2 separate regions of the Mus musculus genome follow, and region 2 is linked to region 1. The links are chromatin loops, found by intact Hi-C in ENCODE. Cell type or tissue: left cerebral cortex. All regions are shown on one strand. Links, peaks and the distances in the headings refer to the core of each region. The heading gives the core; the rest is flanking DNA.

Region 1 (5,380 bases), core at 104-5,103:
GACATTTTCTCCTAATCTTTACCCACTATGAAATTTGAATCATGCCTTGAATTTGGACAGACTTTGGGCTAATGATTATCTGTTGAAATGCAGTGTGTATAGCTCTGCTCTAGGCAAAGAATCAGCACAATTTTCTTTACCCACCCCCACAAAGAACAAACAAATAAAACATTTACTCTTCTTTGGGTGGACCTTTGTCCTAACTGTGAAGTGCACGCTCCACTAGAAATTCAAATGGAAGATGTGCCCATCTCAGTCCAACAGGAAGGCAAGTCACACCAGATGGCTTGATGTGCCATCTCTGGAGTATGTACATGATCAAGAGGACAGAGAAGAATATTTAAATGCTCAGAGACTCATTTTGTGGGACTTTGTTACTACTGAGTATACCTTGAGTGGGAAGAGGAGGGGAAACTATCTGGAGCCTCAAGAGATGGAGGGGCCATGTGCCTAGAAGATTTTCAGTTGTCCAGACATGGCCACTTCCCAGAACAGAGAGCACACCTATAAAACTCACAATCACCCTCAAAGTAATATAATACTCAGTGAAAAGTAATGTTTCCAATAGTGTCCATGACCCTACACACACACACACACACACACACACACACACACACACACACACACATACACACACACACACACGGAAACAGACAGAGACAGAGAGGCAGAGACAGAGAGTGTAAGAAAGTGAGAACGAGAGAGAGAGAGAGAGAGAGAGAGAGAATATTAAGGATTGTGCATGTTCATGCCAGGCTCAGCCATTCAGGCTCTTAGCTTTCCTCCAGTCCAGAACATAATCCTCTCCAAAGCCCTGACTTAAAAGAAGAGCCACACTAGGAGCATATGAAACATCTTGCTTTCTGGACATACCCAAACACTTTCCCATGGCGCTATTTAGCTTGTGGTTCTTTCCTTTGCATTTCCAGTAACCTGGAGACTAGACCCAAAGTGCCATGTGAAGCCATGCAAAGAGGATTCCATGACAGGAGTGGGTGACACCCAGCCCTGTGTCCTGCATCACTAAAACCAAGAGCCCTATCCGCATCAGTGAAAGTACTGGCCATTTCCAGATGCATCCGTGCTCAAAAACAGCCTTGAGCTCAACAGGCGGTTTGGTTGGACAGTGCTGATTATCCCTGCGTCAGCCTGCCTACCTCACATCTAATGATTTTTAACGAATCTGAGACTTCCCAAATCAGTTCTGTCCTACCGTGAGGTGATGAACCAAGTTATGAGCAGCCAGCATGCTTTCCCTCCGAAATGAGATCATTTGGATTGTCATAATTACAATTCCTTCCTGGGAGACAAGGTTAGGCTCCATTTCCCTTTTTCCTAACTTCAGATAAGAACACTGAATTGCTGCTTCAGGAGGCATCAGTTCTGATTTTTTTTTTTCCTTTGTAACAGCATGACTGTTACAAACTTGGGGACTTTCCAGATGGTCAACTTGTAGAAACCAATTAAGACCGTTTTCCTGGATAACTTGTGATTTTGGACAAGAAGAACAACTACGAATGCAGCCCGATCCTATGCCGTTGTGTTGTTTCCTCTGTGATTCATCCTTGCTTTCTAGCACAAGCTCTGTCAGATTCATCTCAGCCTCTCCTTGCCTGAAAGACATCAGCAATCATCCCAATGGGTACTAATGGTACACACACACACACACACACACACACACACACACACACACACACACATACACACACACATACACAGGGCTAAAAGTATATGTGTTGTGTGTGTATATATTTACACACACATACACATTCCTTTAAAGGAGAAACATTAAAGACACTTTTAGACCTGACTGTGATTGCCTTCTAGGCAACATTTGGTACTTGTTAATATGTTTCCTTTCATGATACTCTTTATCTGGTGGCACCACACCATCTTTGCTTTCCTGCCTTGTAGTTCTTAGGTTCCCCTGGCACCTGCTTTTTTCTTGCTAGTCTCCTACCTACAGAAGTTCCAGTGCTCTGACTCTTCCCATCATCGCTGGATTCATTTCCACCCAAATATGAAACCCTACTCTATAACCGGCCTAACTTCTGAACACTGTCATGTCTGTGATGGTGACTTGCTTCCCTGTAGTCAGGCTCCCCCACTGGCCGCCCTCTTACACTGCATAAGGAAGTTGACTTGGAGCCCATTGTCTCACTCTGCACCCCATTTCAGGAGTTAGATATAATATCTCCTGGGCCTCCCCACAACATCTTTGCCTTTCCTCCATCATCTGGTCAAGGAACAATGGATGCAATACACTTGGATCCACCTTCTCCACACCATTTCAGCCCAGTTCCAGGGTAGGGCAAGCCTGTCTTGATTGGTCTATTCCAAAACCTCCTCTTTCATCCTCTCTCAGTCTCTGAGCTGTGGCCAGAATAGCCATTTAAACATAGAAAATAAACCTCAGCAGTCCTCTGATTAAAATTCAGCAACATCTTATCATTCTCACAGTCAAGTCCAGATTTGACCCACTGACCTTCAAGACAAATAACCTTTCATAAGCTCCCTCAGTCAAATTCAGTTTGAATAAAATTGTCTTTTTCTTTTCTTTCTTTCTTTTTTCTAGAGTTCTGAACAAACCCCAAGGCTTTTTCTTATGCAAAGCTGTTTTCTTTATCAGATGTCATGTTTGCCCTTTACCCCTAGTGCTTAGTTCATATGCATTCCTATGTCTTAATTACCACAACTGGGGTGTCTGGGAATTACTGCAGAGTCAGAAAAACCCTACACAACAAGAGTAGGGACTGATATGAGGCAGACTGCCAGTAAATGTCCAGTATCAATAGCTTATGAGTAACAAGATAGTCTGCAAACTGGGTTCATCCTTGAGATGAAGCACTCTATACTTGATAGAATCACATCTCGATTCTTCTGTGAGTAGAGCTTCTAGCATATAGCTTGTTTCCTTCCTTCCTTCCTTCCTTCCTTCCTTCCTTCCTTCCTTCCTTCCTTCCTTCCTTCCTCCTTGTACTTGACATTGAATCTGGGGCCTAACACAAGATAGGCTGGCACTCTATCCCACAAATGATATCTCTAGCCCAACACATGGTTTGTAGATGATAGAGTTATGTATAGATAAGTGACATGTAGTTCACTCTGAATGATGTAGTTGAACTCTAAGTCATTGCAAGCAGCTGCCTATTTTAATTAAGTGCTATAAATTATGCTTTTATCATATAGTCATACTAGTAACCTATTTAAAATATAGAGATGGTGTATCAATTTTGAATTGGTAAGCATTTAATTGTGACAAACTCCAAAATAAAGTGTAGGGTTTGTGTGTGTGTTTCAGTGTTGTTTCATTTTTTATTATTTCCTTTTATTTTTTTGATATTTTATTTCACATAAGATTGGCAGAGAATTGTTTTATTCTATCTGCTTGGTGAACAGGTACAGGAACTCTCCCTGGGATGCTGAGATTGCAGCCCACACAGTGGCATAGACAATGTGTTTCTGTACAGTGTGCATGATGGTCAGCAACTGACAGAAACCTCAGATGTGTCGACAATCTGAAACAAATGGATTTATGTTGGAAAGGAAGCCAGTGGATACTAGGGCACATACTGCTAAGTAGGAAAACTACCACAGTGTAATAATTGTTTAGCCAGAGGCCGAAATTGCTGCAAAAACTCTGGAGATAAAATGTTTGAATAATCAAAGGCATTAAAATTTTAACTCACTAGCTCTTGTTTTATTCATCCACAGATCTAATGATTCCTATAAAAACAAAAACCACCAGGCTTTTGCCATTTGGTGCCAAGTGGGTGACATAAAACAGAGATGAAAATCAGAGTAGGAAGATTTCCAGAGTCGATATCAAGCCATTTCTCTTAGAACATCTTAGTATCATGACACTTTGTACTGTCTGTAGTACTGTAGACAAGGACATCTCATGCCTAAATCATTTTTGTATGAGAATCTTTGATAGATGATCAAATCAGTGATGATTCTTGGAAAGAGAATCCAAACTTTTTTCTTCTGCTTTTGACCAAAGTTGGTAGCTGAGACCACCCTACTAGTCAGACAGGAACCCAGTCTGATAACTTCTACTAATGGTATCAAAGATGAGCACTGTCATGGCAACTGGAAGTCATGGTTGGTTCAGGTAATGTAAACAATATTTTTTTCAGAGATGAAGATAGACAGTTGAACTTAAAGTACCAGTTAAAACTACATTCAGTATCACCAAAAGCAGAAAGGGCTTATGGGAAAAACAAAGGCATAAATACAGACTATTATCTGGGAGTATGAGGCCACAGCATGTTGGGTTATGACATCTACATCTTTCTCTGTGGAAGGAAGTACCTATCAAGTATGTCAGGGCTGTCCCCAAAATGTCTGGATCAAAATGGTCAAGATACTGATAGATCACATAAAGGTATAAATTAAGTGATAGACGGCAACAGGTTGATAATGGTAGGTAGGTGATAGAGGATAGGTGATTGATAGATGATCTAGATATAAAATAAAGGATAGATGATAAATTATATATAATGATGGATAAATAGGCAACAAATAGAAAAAGATAGATGAAAATATATATATAAATTAGAGAGAAAAAGAGCAGGATAGATAGATAGATAGATAGATAGATAGATAGATAGATAGATAGAAAGATAGATAGGTGGAAGGACAGAACGACAGAGGCAGGCAGGCAGGCACAAACCTACTGGTTTAGCTCACTAGAAGGAGTCTTAGGGTACTCACAAAAATGAAGAATCATTTCTCTGAATCTGCCTCTTCTCCAAGAACATATTTTCATGTCAAAAAGATCATCTAACTTTTGACAGAGATTGACACAAACACAAAAAAGCCAATCGACCCAGTCCAACTGTGGCATTTTCCCTAAGCTTCCATGACCGGGGAGGCTTCTGTCTCTCTGGCAAGTGTTAACACGTGAGGACTTTTAAAAAGTCATCTCAACTTTGAAAGTCCCCGAGAAAAAAAAAATATAAGTTAATCTTGTCATTGGTAAAATCGCTAAAATGCCAACAAGTCACTGGGCAAAGTCGTGAAGAAACATTTACAAAAGGAAAACCAAACTTCATTATTAAGAGTGATGTGATTTAATGTAACTTGCCGTTGAGAAGCTCATGGCTTCTCTCCCATCATGTGGCTAGATGGGGCTCTTCTAGAAGGCAATTTGACAATATTGTCAACAGCCTCAAGCTTTTTTTATTTCACTGGCCATGAAATTCCAGGAATAATATTCTGTGTATGATAAAAAAAAGAGTTACCCATGTTTTCCATGGGATTATCAGAAGATGTAAACTGTCTATACTTATATTAACTACAGCATTATCTCCTCAAAGAATAAAAATTGATCACACTTTAAGTTTCCATGTAAGATAAATTTGAAAGAAATTCAGAA
Region 2 (5,380 bases), core at 285-5,284, 350 kb after region 1:
AAGCATATTTGCTTAGTCACAGTAGTAGTTCACAGCAGCCAAGTGGTGGAAGCAGCCGAACACTCACTGACAAGCCAATGGGTAAACAAAATGAGGTGTGTGTGTGGGTGGGTGCAGAATGCAACATTATTCAGTCTGAGAAAGGTAATCCTGTGCTGTGACACAAACCAGATGGACTTAAGGACATTATCTCAGGCACAGGAGTAGGAAGCCTGCTTAAAGCATCTGATTTAAGGTATGCAGAGCAAGGCAGGGCAAGTGGCTGCGGAGTTTCACACTCATGGGTGAAGGTGTCTAGGAGTCTGCTTATAGCAATGAGATACGCTCAACAGTACTGAAGCTCACTCAAAATAGCTACAGTGGTCAGAAACGGCCAGCATGGAACACACACAACCTCGCACAAACAAAACTTTAGAAACCGTACACAGTGCTCCAATGTCTTAGCACAAAAGCGAAGGAAAAGGTCTGTGGTGACCATATCTCACCAGAGAAGCCAGCACGACAGAACATAAAACAGTGCCTGCAGGTTGCCACTACCCTTAGAATCTCCAAGAACATAGATGCTAAGAGGCAGGAGGGAGGATGTCCACCTCTCTCAGTGTGGGCTATGATAATCCTAACCTATGTTCACAGAAAGCTAGCAGCGCTGCCTTTCCATCACCGCAGCCTCACAAAGCATCCCTAAAGAGCAGCATCCTGGAGAGGGCAGAAAGAGTTGTCCGACAACTATGAGCCTCAGAGACACTAGGGGCATCAGTGGGTGGGCACTTCATCTCCTCCCCACTCTTCCTGCTAAAAAAGCAACAATTTTTGGTGTTTTCTTTCAGATATTTTGCCTTGTTTGTTTTGTTGAGACAACGAGTTACTACTCTAGTTCTAGCTGCCCTGGAACTATGTAAACCAAGATGACCTGAAACTCACAGATCCACCTACCACTGCCTCCCAAGGGCTGGGACTAAAGGTGTGCATCACTCCACAGAGCTGTGAAGTTTTATTTTACTGAAGACTCAAAACAGAAGTTTCAAACTCAAAGGAATGGGGCATGGTAAAGATCAAATTGGTGCTGGAGTTGAGGAAGATGTCGGATCTTCCTGTTGACTCCAATTACTCCGGTACCTAGACAAACCCATTCTGCTAACCCTGGGCACTGCTTCTGGGCTGGGAGCTGATGCCCGTGTCTCTTCTCTTTGTATTTGGCATCTCTCCCCTGCTTTGCTGGACAGTGCAACTGCCTGGAGACCAGATGGGACTGGACAACTGCACTGGCTCATGCCGTCTCCCCAGATGTCCCTGGGCCACAGCGTCTACTAGTAGTTTGAGGAAAAAGAGACAAAGGTCTAATGAGGAATTATGTCATGGAGAGAGCAGTATTCAAATGCCAATCAGACACTAATGAGCATATAAACCACAGGAACTCATGCCTTATGAAGAAAAGCAGGGGCCCTGGGCTCCCTTCCAGGCCAAAGGCCACACAATGGAAAAGCTTTAGAGAGAGTCTTATGCCAGCCAGGGGCTCCTGATTCATGAAGTCCTCTGACTTCAATATACGTTTATTGAGCACCTGCTGTTTGCTGGTAGTAATGTAAAACACTTACACAGACACACACACACACACACACACAAAGAGAGAGACAGACAGAGACAGAGACAGAGACAGAGACAAAGAGAGGCCCAGCATCTCTACTGCTATAACAGATAAACAGTATTATCAAGAACACTATGGGGAGGGGGAGAGAGAAGAAGCTGGCAGTGAAAATATTTCCAAAAGAAAATGCCCACGAGGCGTGGTGGTACACGCCTTTGATCCCAGCACTCAGGAGGCAGAGGCAGGCAGATTTCTGAGTTGGAGGCCAGCCTGGTCTACAAAGTGAGTTCCAGGACAGCCAGGGCTACACAGAAAAACCCTGTCTCAAAAAACAAAAAACAAAAAAAAAAAAGAAAGAAAAAGAAAAAAGAAAATGCCCAAGATCGAGAGATGAGGATGGCAAAAGGGCTCATGTACCTGAGTGACAGAGAACACTGCAAACAGGAAGTTCTGTGTCAGACAGCAGAACTGAGGAACCATTATTTGATATGCAATTTTCTACTTAGCAGAGCAGGTACGCAGAATTCAATTTGGTGGTGATCTGTATTCTATTCGGTCTCACAATAGCATTCAAATGTAGGCAGGGAACAGGGAATTTATCTTCCTGCAAATTCACTCTCTGGGGGTAAACGTTGGCCCACCAGTGGGACTCAGCACTAGCTAGGTGGGCGGCAGAGCAGACAACAGAGAGAAATTACAGCCACAAATCGCCCCTCAGGAGCAGTGTGGGAGCTGCTGGCCTCTTCCCGCTCCGGTAATTGCAGAACCAAAACCACTGCCAGGAAAAAGGATAACTAACCTGCAAAAGAAGAAAATGCCTCTCCTGCTGCCCAAGAAACTGGCCTCGCTCTAAACTGGAGCAGTAAATCTTCTATGCTAACGCTATTGCTCAGCTAAAACATTTTCTCATTTCGCACATTTATCATTTCAAAAATTTGAAATGTGCTTTGTAGTCAAATTGCATATTTTACGCAGTATTTCTTTCTCTCCTCACCCCCTCCCTATAGTCATTAAGTAGATAATGTGTTTTACAATCAGTAACAGCTTAGAATCAAGGAAACCCAATAATTGATGTGATTTAAAATGTGTCTTCCATGAAATGAGACACAAAGCTGAGAGGGAGGCTAAGCTCTACTTCCCACACAGAGCCATGGAATCAAGTGTCTTCTGCTTACAGCCCATCAGCCGCCCAGTGGTGCCACTTACAGGGCCTCTGCGGGGAGAGAAGCCTTCCCATTAGGCCTGCTCTCTACTGCAGCCCATGCAAGGCAAGTCAACAGCCAAAAGCTGTTCCCAGACAGGAAGCAGCCAACCTCTGAGTCTTAGAGACACTCAAAAGCTAAGCCGTGGGGTGTGAAGACTCCCGAGTTCAACACCAGGTTCACTTGACCCCAATTCTAAGGCAGTGCAGTCCCCATGACGTCTGTTTCTGATGCAGTCAGTCAGATACCCACTGGAGGTGCAAAGGCCACTGATGGACAGGGCATCCCCTCTGGAGCTGTAGAAATTGCAAAAGAGGTGGAGTTTCATGAGTGCCCTTTGAGATGAAGCAAGTAGCTGAGCATGCCAGTCTCAGGAGATCATGTGATCATGGCCCAGTCCTTACATGTAGTTAACTGACTACCAATCACTCAGCACACAGTGGGGTTATACCAATCATTCAGCACACAGTAGGGTTATACCCATCCTCTGCTTCAGTCACCTTACCCTGCTTTTCAGTTTGAGCTCTCTTCTCTTGGGTCCCAAAGGGACTCACTAAAAAAAAAAAAAATGATCAGTAATGATAAGGTATACAAGTTTCTTTTTTTCATGGTCTTGATTCTAGGGCCAGAACAGCTTCCCTTCCTACCCGGGGTGGCATCTTCATGTGAAGCAGCTAAATGTACAGGATGGTTCCAAGAGCTTTGGAAAGTGCCAGCAACATCACTACCCCAGGCAGACAAGCTTGAAAAGGCCGGCTGGGGCTGAACTGAGTCTTGGTGAGCCCATTTAAGGAGCTGTTAATAGCCTGAGCAGGAACATGAACTGCCAGGAACATATCCGCCTCTCCATGGGCGCAGGTTGGAGCCAGGCATCTGTCAAAACACCTGCAGAAGCCGGCTCTGGAGGAGGGAAGGGAGCAGGGGAGAACTACAGCAAAGGGGACGTTGTTGGGAATTGCAGCTTTACTGAAAACAAAAAGGCTAAAGGAAAACAGAAGGCTAGTGCTTCAGCTAGAGTTAAAAATATGGTATTTCTCCACTACTTCTTTGAAGTAGAGAACCGGGAACTGAAGAACCCATGCTGGCATTTGTAAGCACTATTTTTTTTTAAGTTCTGTTATTGATCCAGTGCATTAAGTCTTCAGTAAAACAGATCAACATGGGCAAGCAGGTGTACAACCATTTATGCAAAGGATGGGACTCTGAACTGATGAGAGGGCAATGGCCAGGTCCAGAAGCCACCTGGATGCCAAGGGTTTCCGTCCACACAATGGAAATGATATAACATCAGACACCACCCACCAGCTAGGACAATTCCAGCTGGACTCTCACATGAGTGAGACAGCTGAGCTCTGAAACTGGGAACCACAAGCAACTCACAAGACCTAACCCCCAGGTTTCTTCCTGGGGCTTCCTGCCCCAAATTAGCTCCTCATTGCTCTGAAATCTCATCTATTGCTGTCCTGTGAGTTAGCATGTGGCGATCTTTAATGCTGTACTGCCTATTGTATTGTGATAAGTGCACAGGGTTCCTTTCATCACTGTACAGTGTGGGGTTTCATGAAGTTGCTCTCGTTCAAGTACATCACTGTCTCCATTGGGTTTCTGTTGCTGTGATAAAACACCATGACCAAATGCAACCCAGGGAGGAAAGGGTTTACTTCTTAACAGCTTATAGTTTATCATCCAGAGAAGTCGGAGCAGGAACTCACAGCAGGAACCTGGAGGCAGGAATTTATACAGAAGCCATAGAGGTACAGTGCTCATGGCTTCCTCAGCCAACCTTCTTATAGAACCCAGAACCACCACCCTAAAGATGGAGCCACCCACCATGACATGGGCCCTCCCACATCAATCGTCAGTCAAGAAAACGCACTGTGTAGCCTTTCCCATGGGCCAGTCTGGTGGGGCATTTTCTTAATTGATGTTCCCTCTTTCCAAATGACTCTTGTTTGTGTCGAGTTGACACAAAGCTACCCAGCACAATCATGTACTTTGGCCATACTCACCAGCACGCTAATTACTGTCTCTTCTTCCCCTTCCCATTAATTCCCATCCTGTCCCTACAAAATCTTCCTTCTGCTTGCATGCCAGTCATCTGGACGCTAGGCTCTGTATACGAGAGAAAAAAATGAAATTATCTTCCTACGTCTGGTTGATTTTGCTTTAACAGTGCTATCTCCAGATCTACCCCTTTTCCTGAAAATGGTACAATTCATTCTTTATGGTATGCTACTCCACTGCATATGCATATCACATTGTATTTATCCAGTCATTTGTTGATAAACAGCTGGTATAATATGTTGGCTAGGTCAACTGATTGACAACCTTAAGAGTCCTAAGCTTTCTGAGCCTCAATGGTTTAAAAAATGGGATAAAAATAATAATATCACTCCATGGGTGTCTAACAGTTAAATTTGTACGAGGGGCAGAAATGTCATCCTGGAATGTTGCAGTTCTTCAATACACTTTCAGACTCATTATTCATCTAAGGAACATAGGCTAAGAATGTCTAGGAACTGCAAGAGAGTGAATACATTTAACATCACTAGAAACCTGGAATAGTGAGTGAGAAGTGGACACGCATGGCAAA

The links. Peaks named below come from ENCODE experiments on the same cell type or tissue, not always from the same donor. Only the 100,000 strongest peaks of a DNase experiment are listed, where the experiment ranks them.
Region 2: it touches region 1 in a loop (2.0-fold over the local background); 2 of 42 quality-filtered maps call a loop at or near these places.

The regions. Positions count from the first base shown.
Region 1 is chr15:32,006,743-32,012,122 of GRCm38, reverse strand. No RefSeq gene overlaps it. Among named protein-coding and RNA genes, the nearest start is that of Gm32499, 150 kb to the left of the region's middle. In left cerebral cortex, for the core only: CTCF peaks have their summits at 1,911 and 2,113; no DNase peak of the experiment used is centred there.
Region 2 is chr15:31,657,976-31,663,355 of GRCm38, reverse strand. No RefSeq gene overlaps it. Among named protein-coding and RNA genes, the nearest start is that of Gm32383, 25 kb to the right of the region's middle. In left cerebral cortex, for the core only: no CTCF peak of the experiment used is centred there; a DNase peak (open chromatin) is centred at 2,300.